Linked DNA regions of Mus musculus: region 1 is linked to region 2. The links are chromatin contacts, found by Hi-C in ENCODE. All regions are on one chromosome and are shown on one strand. Each heading gives the region's core, a stretch centred on a gene start or an enhancer-like site at or near the end of the contact. The rest is flanking DNA. Distances are from core to core; before and after follow the strand shown. Region 1 has its middle 87 kb from the start of Phactr1. Region 2 has its middle 42 kb from the start of Gm40925.

Region 1 (5,948 bases), core at 1,282-3,781, 870 kb before region 2:
ATAAATACACTGTCTTCAGACACATCAGAAGAGGGCGTCAGATCTCATTACAGGTGGTTGTGAGCCACCGTGTGGTTGCTGGGATTTGAACTTTGGACCTTCAGAAGACAGTCAGTGTGCTCTTACCCGCATCAGAAGAGGGCGTCAGATCTCATTACAGGTGGTTGTGAGCCACCGTGTGGTTGCTGGGATTTGAACTTGGGACCTTCAGAAGACAGTCAGTGTGCTCTTACCCGCTGAGCCATCTCGCCAGCCCCAAGAAGCACTGACTTAACAGCTGGTGTGGTCAGGTTTTCGAGGCTAAGCCACCCTGACTATTCTCTTACATCCAGGCTGCTGTGTTCTTCAGCTAATGACCCAGCATATTTGAGTTCAGGTTCTGGCTGCTCAGCAGGGCACAGTCTGTCTTCCCCTTCAGGCTGAAAGCTACGCCAACATAGAAATCCACTTCGTTCTGTTTTCTTTATCCAGTGACTCCCACCTGCCGGTATCAGTCTGATTTTGTCTCTCTTCAGTAGCCTCAGGTACTGGGTTTTTTTCTGTCTAGTCCACAGTTCACGGTAAGGTCAAGTAGAAAAGTCTGGAAGGATTGCCATCTGTGCGTTCTCCACCCAGAGACCGGTGCTAGAGCATTTCTAACATCACAGAGACGCCTCTGCTTCATTCCAGCCAAGGTCTCACGATGACATCAATAACCACAGGTCACTTTTGTCTTAGTCTGGACTTGTATATAGGGAGCCCTACTGTGTGTAGTATTTTGGGCTTAGCTTATTAATTCAGCACGATGCTTTCAAGATCCATGCAGGGTGTATTTTGCGTGTATTTTTGAATGAATAGTGTTCCTTCATATGAATGCATCATGAATCATATATTCATTTCTCATGGACAGGCATTGGTGCCATTTCAGCTTGGGATTATCATGAATATAGTTGTGATATATATTTGTACAAGTCACACTCTTGTGTATATATGGCACAACTTTTCTATGATTAAATATAGTTACTTATTATATGGTGACATGTTGAGCAACAGCTGATTATGTTAAGACTATAATGGAACAGCTGTTATCCTATCCTCTAGGGACTTTGTATCCATTATGCCTTTGTCATGCAAGGCTTTCCTCGTGTGTATGTGGTGACACTGGTGTAAATAAACTACTGTCCACATAAAGGCACAGGGCATGTCGTCACAACACAGTGATATTTGGCAATGATTAAAAATGACTATTTTATGGTTTGTTTGTTTATGATTGTATGTTGTTTCTACTTTAGAGAGTAATCCTGCGACTTGTGAAAAACACATGTTTCCTATAAAATAAGGGTTTGTGTGCTGCTGTCAGTGGCTTCGTCCAGAGTATTATTTGATTGATTGCAGGGACAGACTGTATAGAATACCTGCCCTACCTACATGGTCTGCATCTGCCTAAATGTTCTCTATGGTGTCTTCCCAGTGTCAGCGTCATCAAGATGTACTTTTCTCAGTGAGTGGCACATGAGACTGTGTAGGAGTGGAATTGCTGGAAGTAAGTTCTCCAAAGGGCCTTACTATACACACTATGGCCAGCAGTGCCCGTGTGTTTCTGGTGCTCTGTATCCTTGCCAACACTTGGTATTATCAGAGCTTTTGAATTTGGGCATTGCTGTGAGTAGTCTTCGAAGGCTTATGGCTGGTGATAGTGATGCTAAGTCTTTAGTGTGCTTATAGGTTGCTACTGTACTTCTCTGGGAAATATGTCTATTTAGAATGTTCACTCATATTTATCACATTTTTAAAAAAAATTAGTGGTTTGTAATGACTGTATATTATGTATATGTATATGTCATTGTTTTCTGAGTCTATGATATTTCCATTCACTTTTAAGAGAGATTGCTTTGGTACAGAGCTGTTCCCGTTTAGTTAGCTAGCTTGTTTCTGATGCTGGGAGTTGAACCTAGGTCCCTTGTTTGTACTAGCCAAGTGCTCCACTATTGAACCACACTCTTGACTGTCATATTTGGTTTTTACTTTACTTAAGCCTAACTTTTCTCCCCTTTATAGAAACATTTTATTCTGTCTGAGCCAAGAAATATTTACCTACCCAACTGCTACTTCTAACCCCATCAAAGAGAATACTGATAGGCTCCCAAAATATTTTTTCCCTTTCTTTGATGTATTGAAACTTTATATGCTGCCTTTATCTCCACTGCCAAAACCCTTTTTGAGGTATCATAAACACCTTTTTATTTTTTGTGTGATTTTGGAACTTTGGGCAAGATAGCTGAGAAATTAATGTTTATACTATGACATGCGCGGAAAGGTGCCTAATAGAGATTTGAAAACGTCAATCAACTTGCCTACCCTGTAGCAAACATTGTCTAGAGAAGTTATCCTGTTGGGTGTGTAGCTGTGAATCTACGTGGTGATGCAGTTGGATGAGATGCTGGGACATCACTCTGTGTAGTCGCAGCTGAGGGAAAGGTGGGCTCAGCCCTGACAGATGCCTCGATTCTGCCAAAACAGATGGAGAGGAACCTCACTTCAGCTCTCCCTTCGGAGAAAACAACACTTGAGAAGCAATAGCAAGAACATGAAAAATTAGCATAAAAGACCTTTCCTATATGTCCCTAGCTAATTTTTCCCAGTGCAGCCATCTCCCAGACCCCAAGGGCCGCATTTAGATAAAGTAATAAATGTTACTCCAGATATGCTAGTCCGGTATGTGCCAAATAGGTGATGAAAGTTGGACTTGCCAAGACTGCCTTGCAGTTCACAAAATTGATTTTAAGCAGGTTTGGCAGAGCTGTGCTTTCCCCACGAGAACTGCTTTTTACAGAGTCTATTACGAAAGTGTGTTTGGGGAATGTTTCATAATGAGGCAGACTGTGGCAGGATGTCTATTTCGGATGTCTCAGACTTCACAGTTCCCCATCATGTGGCTTCCCTGGCTATGTATGGTACCTGTTGGCTCTCAGGGAAAGGCTTTACTACCGGAGGTGTTAACATAGCCAGACTCTTAGGTTTTATCTACTTGCATCCTCACTAGAATTGTTTATTCCATTTCTATCTGCTGTCGCCTAAGTCCCAAAGACTCTGAGCCATGGTTAAACGTGAGTGCTTTTGTACTTTATCTCTAGTTTCTAACAGGGGACTGGCGGGCATGGCAGTTTACTAGCTACCATGTAACTAGTCAAGTAGTCTCTGGTGATTCATGCTTTGGATTGTCTATCAACTCAGCCTCTATCTTTCTCCACTGGTTCAAGGGCACTCACACTACAATGTAGCACAGAAGAAGGAAATTCCAGAACGTAAGCCATTGTCAAGAGTAAATAAGTCCCAGTGCAGGGTTTTCCATAAGCAGCGTGATAAGCCTCATGGACATTTCCTGTTGTTGGTCTATGGTCAGCCTTGAGTCACGGGCTTACAATTTGTCATTCTGGTCCAGTCTTGTTCCCTCCAGTGGGAGGTTTAGCTCAATTTCCATGTCCCATTTGGGTGAAACAGGACACAAGGTAACTTTCAGTTTGGTTTAGATAGATAGCCTGATTGGAGAGCTGAGCTAAAAGGCCACCTCCCTTTTCTGTATTTGGGTTCTCATAGAGTAAGCGGCTAAGAGAAGGTTCATAGAAGCCAGACTTGTTAGGAAACAAGAAAACCGCCTAGTTCAGTTCATTTTCACAATTTGTTTTTTGTTTTTTGGGACTGACAGCCTTGAGATGAACAAGTTTCATGACCAAAACCTAGATGTATGCATCTGTCTCTTTTGAGTCTGTTTTATTTACAACCTGAGACTGTCAGAGGTATGAAGAGAAAGCCTGCATTGTTTCAGATAGCATACAATACTGACAATCTTTTCAAAGTTTTACAAAATTACCATGGAAGTGAATTTTATATGTGGATATCAGAAGACGTGATAATGCCTTGGCTTCTTTGCCTCTTCCATTCTCGCAGATACAGCTCAGCAGCACGGTACCCACGCTCGGCTCTCCTCAAGCCCCACTCAAGGCTCTTCCCTCATACTCTTGGAATGTGTGCGTCTCTGGGCTCAAGGACTTTGCTTTTCATCTTTTCTTTACAGAAAGGGTTATTCTTAATGTCCTACCAAGAGCACTTCAATAGAGTCACTGTCCTATCTGAGGAGTGTTGCTGGTTATATTGATAAAAACAAAAGTGTAAAAAAAAACCCTTTGGTTATATTGATAAAGAAGGGTTTACACATGTTTGAAGCCTGCTTTATATAATAGAGTGTCAGCAGTAGTTTTAAACACTAGAAGAAAAAGACACTTTATATTCATAATGTATGTTACAAGTCTTAGAAATTGTCAGCTCTATTTCTGTACAGGGAAATTTTATTCAAGGTGCTTTTTTCAGGGAAAAAAACACTTTCATTGCCTTTAATATTTAATTACAGACTCATATCGCTGGCCTCACATCTGTCACATGTGTGCTAATATGTACGTGTCTATCTATAGCTGAAGATATATATATATATATATATATATATATATATATATATATATATGACTATATATGTATATATATGTAGCATGACTATACAAACACATATATATGTGTGTGAGTGTATATATATATGACTATATATGTATATATATGTAGCATGACTATACAAACACATATATATGTGTGTGAGTGTATATATATATATATATATATATATATATATATATATATACTGTTCTCATGGTATTGTGCATTATAAGTTAACAATGGCTTCCATTATGCAGGAGTTCATGTTCTACAAAGATACCATGTTGTTCTATATGAGGGAATTGAACACCAGGGTGATTTGTTTACTTGTGGGGGCCCTGGAAACAATCCTAGCAATACTAAGGATGGTCTGCTCAACCACACGTGCATGCAATCTACATTAGGATTTTCCACTTTGGAAATTTTTTGTCAATGCTAATCTATAGTTTTGTTCATTAAGAATGAATTCGTTAAGAGTGCCATCAGACACATAGGCACAAATTTAAAACCACCAAGATCAGAATTGGTATATGATTTACTCTTCTTCCATGTAGCCTAAAACTTAATCATCTAACTCGAAAATGTACAGCTTGTATTGGAGGCTACTCTGAGAAAGGAAGCTGCTTAGACAGCAGGGTTCGGAATGATAGAAGTGAAGATTCGTGTTTTGTTTGTCCTGATCACGGACCCAGCACTGGAAGCCCATAGTTATGAAGGGAAAAGGTGAGGAACATTTACAAGAAATCGTTAAGTCTGTCGAGGACCCATTGGTTTCAGAAGTGGAGGCTTACCGAGATCAAGTATTGCTCTGCTGTTGGGGGAGTGATTCTATAGCATACTTCTTGCAGAAGTGAAAGAAGTGCGTGTGGGGGAATAAATGTGTGCATGACAGAAATGGAGAATGGGTGAGTGTAAGATTATGGTAAAATCATTAAGGGAGTAAGAGTAGAGACAGGAAGGGAGACAGACACTAGAGAGGACATAACACTGAGCCTGATCTTTCTTCTTTTCTTCCTTCCTTATGTCTGCTTCCTTTCCTTCTATCCTTTATTTATTTCTCCATCCCTCCCTATCTCCCTCCCTTCCTTTCCCTCCCCTCCCTCCCTTTTCCTACCTTCCTTCCTCCCTTCCACTTCCCTTCCTTTTCCTTCCTTCCTTCCTTCCTTCCTTCCTTCCTTCCTTCCTTCCTTCCTCGCTTCCTTCCTTCCCTTTGCTTCTCCTCATTTATACCCCCTTGACTCACTTTTGGTTGATTCGATGAAGTCACTCCATCTAGCTTTCTAGTTGAGTGAGATCTGGGGAATAAACAGAAATGACTTTGCTTGTGGCCAGACAGAGACTGGTGGTGACTCCTTTTGACAAGCGGTACTTACATATCCTGAGAAGGGTTGAGTAGAGTTAAGGTCTTCAGGATGCTGACTCAGCGTGTAAGAACAACTGCCGGGGCCTGATACTGCCAACCCATCATTCAGTCAGCCTAGACA
Region 2 (5,695 bases), core at 684-3,183:
TAGAATAGCCTGTGTGTGACATCCCGTTGAGCTCTTAGAACACATCCCATACATGGATAAATAAACGTGCAGGCAAGTTCTCAGGCGAAGGCCATCTTGTAATACATTGGCAGACTGAAGTCATGCTTCCAATCCTGGGTAAGCATTTCCATGTGTCCTGTGAACTAAAGTTAGAGGAAGCTTTCTGAAGGACGATAGTCTGTGCTACCTGTTGTGGGTGTTCGTAATGATTCTGAGTCTGCTGTCTTCTGAGGAGTAAGCCGCTCCTGCAGTACCTACCTGACTGCTCATTCCTTTGGCACGGGGAGTCATTACATGGTGACATTATTTATTGATGACTCTAGAAGAATTTTGATTGACTGGGTACTTAAGTCTAAGAATGAACTCTTGATGATTTAGGTCTGTTCCTAGTTAATGAACAATGACAAATGAGAAGAACATAGACCTGACATTTCTAGGTATCCAGCTGCATGGCGTTGTATCTTAGATAATAAAATACTCAAAGTCCGTCATGCTATAAACCATTTCATGAGAACCATGCAAGTAGAACCATAAGCATTGCGTCAACTTCTTGAAGGCCATATTATCATTCTAGGCATGGGGCAAGAAGCAGGTTTCCTTCTGTGCAGATGTGTGCTCTGCAAAAAGAATACAGGCTGGTGGTGAATGCAGCTCCCAAATTCCCAAGATGCAATGCTTACGAGAGAGGATGGATATAAGAACAGGAGAATTCAGCCATAAAGAAACACAGACAATGCAAACTAAGAGGCAGGTCTCAAAAGTGTCAACATTGAGGAAAAGAAAGAGTGATTCCTGGGCTGGAGGCCCAGCTAACTGTGAGCCTCAGCACTGGTTCGGATGCTAAACAACAGGATGAGCATCAGTGTCCCACCTGGCCACGTTTGGAAAGCAGTCTATTGGTCATAAGGTAGTTCCTCTGTGGAAGCTGGGATGAGGAGTGTGCTTTGTTATACTGAAGAAGGTCTCTGAACCACTTTTACAGCTCAGTGATGAATCTGAAATTACAAAAACGTTCAAAACATCTGTACTATACAATAAGCAGGTAACAGATAAGTCAATTAAAAGAGATGATTTATATTCCAAGAAGAAAAGTTTCTCCTTTATATAATGAGCTAGAAACTGTCACCAGGTAGTGGTTAATCCAGCAGCAAGCACAGAACACAACACACACATGGCCTGCAGAAGGGCTCACAGGCACTGGGCTCATGGAGCCAGTAAGGGGAAGATCTACATCTGGATATCAATACTGTGGTCTGCAGTGTCTGTTTGTCTGTCTGCCTGTGCCTGTGTGTCTGTATGTATGGTGTGTGTACACATGAGTGTACAGATGTGCGTGCCATGCAGATGCTAGAGGAAGACCACAGACATTTTATTTCTAGCCCTCTCCACTTTATTCTCTTGAGTCAGGGTTTCTCATTGAACCTGGAACTCTATTCGTTTGGGCTAGGCTAGTAAGTCTTAGCTATCTTCCTGTCTCTGCCTTGCCTTCAAGAGCTGAAGCTACAGATGCCTGCAACCACATCTAACACTTTCCAGGGGGTCTTGAGCCCTGAACTCAGGTCCTCATAATTGTATGGCAAGCACTCTCCCCTACTGAGCCATCTCCCCAGTCCCTGGTGTGCATCTAAAAGGCCTTTAAATGCGTTTTTATTTTTGGGACACAGCATTGATCAACTGCAACACAACCAAATTGTTTGCCTTTTTGTAACGCTAAGGCCTATAAGCTGTAGGCATAAAGATGGGTGGTCAGAGAGATACAGTCTTTTCAAAGCAGTAGCACCACCAACAAAAGCAGATGACTCCTTTCCATGATAATTATGGCCCACATTTTACATGAAGAAAGCTAGGCTCAAGGTTGCTCAGTGATCCACCCACGATGCGCCAAGATGAAAGCGGTCCCAGATGCAGCCAATGCAGCCGCATCCTCTCCGGCCCCTGCTTTTATCATTTGCGGTAGACAGACGAGATCGGGAACTTCTAACATCTCGTATAGCTCTAACGAGCTGTAATTCGGCAACAGAAGTTATTCGCATGGAGAATACAGACTAAAAGCAATTGCTGCAAATTACCACCTCGACAAAAATATCATCGTTGCCGGAAGAGGAGAGGTGCTTCTCTCTCTAGCTGGAGAGTCACCCGCTGTGTCTCAGCGTGCTCTGAACCCTGTGTCCTCTCTGCTGCTCAGTTACGTCCTCGCAACCTTTCCTCTGGTGGTTTTTTTTTTTTTTTTTTTTTCATTTTGATGTCTTTTTTAGTTAAGGACAACAAACAAGAAAAATGTCTTCCTGGCTTTCTCTATCCCTTCATATCTAAATGGCAGGAGAAATCTGATATATTCGTTTTCTCAATTGTCTCCTCTGCCAGAGTCCCTTTAATCCCCTGAGCCATGGCATAGGAGTATCAAGAGACACACAAGAACACCCATAACTTTAGAGTGCTAAGCCCAACTGTCATTTTCAGCTGTCATTGGCCTTAGACCACTGAGTCCCAAGTCACAGTCTACCTCCTCCCCACCCCCAATGCTTCTTTTCTCAGCCTTTCAATATTACATAACCAGCTGTCTGTTTTGGTTTGTTTTCCAGATAATATGTGTCGGAATTGGTTCAGATTAGATTCTGGGGCCTCAGCGTGTCTCCTCACTCTCTCCCCACTGTCTCTTCTGATGGCATTAAATGTGTGTGTTTTCTGTACCTTTAATACTGACAGAAGTCTGAGGCCTGGGCTGTCAGCTCACCAGCTCTATTTAGCCATCCCTAAAGCACCCGTCTTGGCTACTTTTGAACCTCTCTGATGTAAACATGCAATAGAAAAAGCTTAAGGGAGGAAGGGTTTCTTTTTTTCCATCGTTTGGCTCCATGACAGAGAAGGCTTGGGGGTGGGAGGGCCCTGCTCCTTGTGGTAAGTGGTGTCTGTACACAGGGTGGCAGACAGGAAGCAGAGTGAGCGAGACAGGAACCAAAAGCAGGTGTGAACATCAAAGGCCCATCACAGTGTCATACTTCTGACAGAACGACTCTACCTCAGCCTTCAAAATGGCACCACAAAACAGGGGCCAAACATTCAAAGCACGCACCTGTGGGGATTATTGCAGATTCAAACTAAAATAGTACCCAAAACTTAATGTGTCATAAGGGAGTCCACCACCCACAGCCTTCCTGCCTTGTTACCTGGTTTCCCAGCATGCTCAGCGGCACCACCAGGCTTCTTTGTGACATCCCCCTCAAAGCCTAGTTAACGCTGGCAACTTGCCTTCATCCCACATCCAACTGTGATGATAATTTTAAGATAGTGTGTAATTTATTCTTTGAGAATGTTACATGCTTACAGAATATGTTAGACTTCTATCTATCCTCTCTTTCTCCTCCAGCTCCCTCCCTCAAGACTTAATAGTCAACTTGGTTAGATCTGGACTCGACTACCAGACACACCTCTAGGCAGGTGCTTGTGAGGGTATTTGAAGGAACAATTAGTTGAGGTGGGAAAACCCTCCATAAATACACCACTCCATGGGTTGTGATCTTGGACTGAAAATTTAAAAAGAACAAACAAACAACAACAACAAAAACAAAAAACAAAAAACCAACCCAGGTTGAGCACTACCCCTCTCTGCTGACTGACCATGGTAGAAACAGTGTGGTAGCTACTCGCACTCCTGCCCCTGGGAATCTTCCACTCGTGGACATCAGCCAAAATACAACCCTCTTCTCTAAACTGCTTCTTACCAGGTCCTGATTTCAGCAAAAGAAAGCTGTAGCTGACATATCCACCACCATCCAAGAAAGGTTGGGGCTAGAGAAATGGCTCAGTGGTTAAGAGTTGAGACTGCTCTTCCAGAGGGCCTGAGTTTGATTCCCAGCACCCGTGTGACAGCTCACAACTGTCTGTAACTCAGTTCCAGGGGACTTGACACCCTCATACAGACATACATGCAGGCAAACCACCAATGTATATGAAATAAAAATGAATAAATACCTCTTATCTCACTTTCCAAAAGTGTCTCATACCCACTCAGCTTTCTGTGTCTCTACCTGTTACCCTGCTCATAGTGAGAGATGCAACGCCTGAGGATGAAGGAGTCCCTCCAGTGATTCCCATCACCACCACCCTCTGTGCCATCCGCTACTGCCTCGCTCCAGCTTCTCTTTTCTAAGTCCAGAGTGGCCATTCTAAAACACTCTATCTGGAAGTAATTACAGATCACATACTTTCAACATACAGTGAAACAGCATATACATGACTGTTTCCAAGGAGAGGAAAGAGAGAGCATCATGAGGAAAGACTGGACCAAAGCAAGACCATAAACCTGCAGGACAAACTCCAAACTCTGCATCTTCATGTCTGACGTCAAATTGCTCTTCAGATCTCTAACTCCTTTCAGCTTTATTGACTGCATCTCTCTCTCTCTCTCTCTCTCTCTCTCTCTCTCTCTCTGTCTCTCTCTCTCTCTCTCTCCCCCTCCCTCCCTCCCCCCTCCCCTCTTCTCCCTCCCTTCTGCCCCACTCTCTTCCCCCTCCCCCCTCCCCTCGCTAGTTCCATTTTCTGTTAGCAACTTTCCCCGGGCAGGCATCCTATCATTTCTCTAAAGCAATCCAGGTTTCCCTTTCATGACTTCACATAAAGACCTTTCTGAGCCTCTGTGCAGGGACAGCCTGACCTCAGCAGCTTTCCTTAATCATAGAGAGTGATTCTACAACCCCTTTCTGGTATCCTTGGCTTTAAAGCCAGACTCACATGGCCAAAGCCACCATGTTCTTCTGCTCTCTGGAGCTGGAACATGGCCCCCTCATTTTACCAGCTTTCTGTTTTTCAGTGTTTCTTTTACTCTCTAAACTTGTCTGTCCTGGAGCTTGCTCTGTAGACTAGGCTGCCCTTGACCTCAAAGACCTGTCTGCCTCTGCCTCCCCAGTGCTGGGATTAAAGGTGTGTGTCACCACACCAGGCCCTAAGTTTTTTTTTTTTTTTTAATTTTTTTCTGAAGTTGTTAAGCTTTGCTGGGTGGAGTCTTGCCCTGGAGTCACCACTCCCTTTATTATTATTTATTCTTTACACTTTTATCTCCTTGAGCACTGGACTTAGCTCCCTTGTGCTTCCCAGTGCCCCCTTTCTCCTCAAACTGTACATTTTGTAATTTTCCTTTTTCAGCTTGTTCCTTTTCATTATAGATCTGCATAAGAATGGCCAGTAATAGCCCCATGGCGCAGTCAATCCTAGGCGGCTCTGAAATCTCCGCTGGCAACACCATTAATCCAAAACTTCTCCAATTTAGCCTCAGGCAAGAGTTTCAGACAAGGGCAAAAAGCAGTCACATTCTTTGCCAAAATATCACAAGCATAAGAATGGTCTCTGGGTCACTACTAATATTCTTCCCTTCTGAGAAACCTCTTGAGCTAGGCCCCCACAGTTCAAATTTACCTTAGCACCATTTTCTTCCATGTTTCTACCAGGAATAGCCCATTAAGCCCTGCTTAAAGTTTCCTATCATTTTTCTTGTCCAAAGTTCCAAAGTGTTCCCTATTCTTCTAAACAAAATCATGTTTAGGCATATACCAGCAATACCCTAAGTCTCTGGCACCAACTTCCGCCTTTAGTCATTGTTCTATTGCAGTGAAGAGTCACCATGACCATGAAAAATCTTATAAAGGAAAGCATTTAATTGGGGCTGGATTACACGTCC

The links. Hi-C counts contacts between places; a loop is a spot of excess contacts on that map.
Region 1: a map of T-helper 1 cell shows a loop between it and region 2 (3-fold over the local background). The contact joins two enhancer-like sites. A Hi-C loop is called at or near these places in 1 of 37 maps with a recorded cell type or tissue (T-helper 1 cell).

The regions. Positions count from the first base shown.
Region 1 is chr13:42,590,535-42,596,482 of GRCm38, reverse strand. No RefSeq gene overlaps it. Among named protein-coding and RNA genes, the nearest start is that of Phactr1, 87 kb to the left of the region's middle. Within about 2 kb of position 2,531, at least 1 of the 3 ENCODE cell types and tissues checked has a DNase peak (open chromatin) inside an H3K27ac peak, as active enhancers do.
Region 2 is chr13:41,715,802-41,721,496 of GRCm38, reverse strand. No RefSeq gene overlaps it. Among named protein-coding and RNA genes, the nearest start is that of Gm40925, 42 kb to the right of the region's middle. Within about 2 kb of position 1,933, at least 1 of the 3 ENCODE cell types and tissues checked has a DNase peak (open chromatin) inside an H3K27ac peak, as active enhancers do.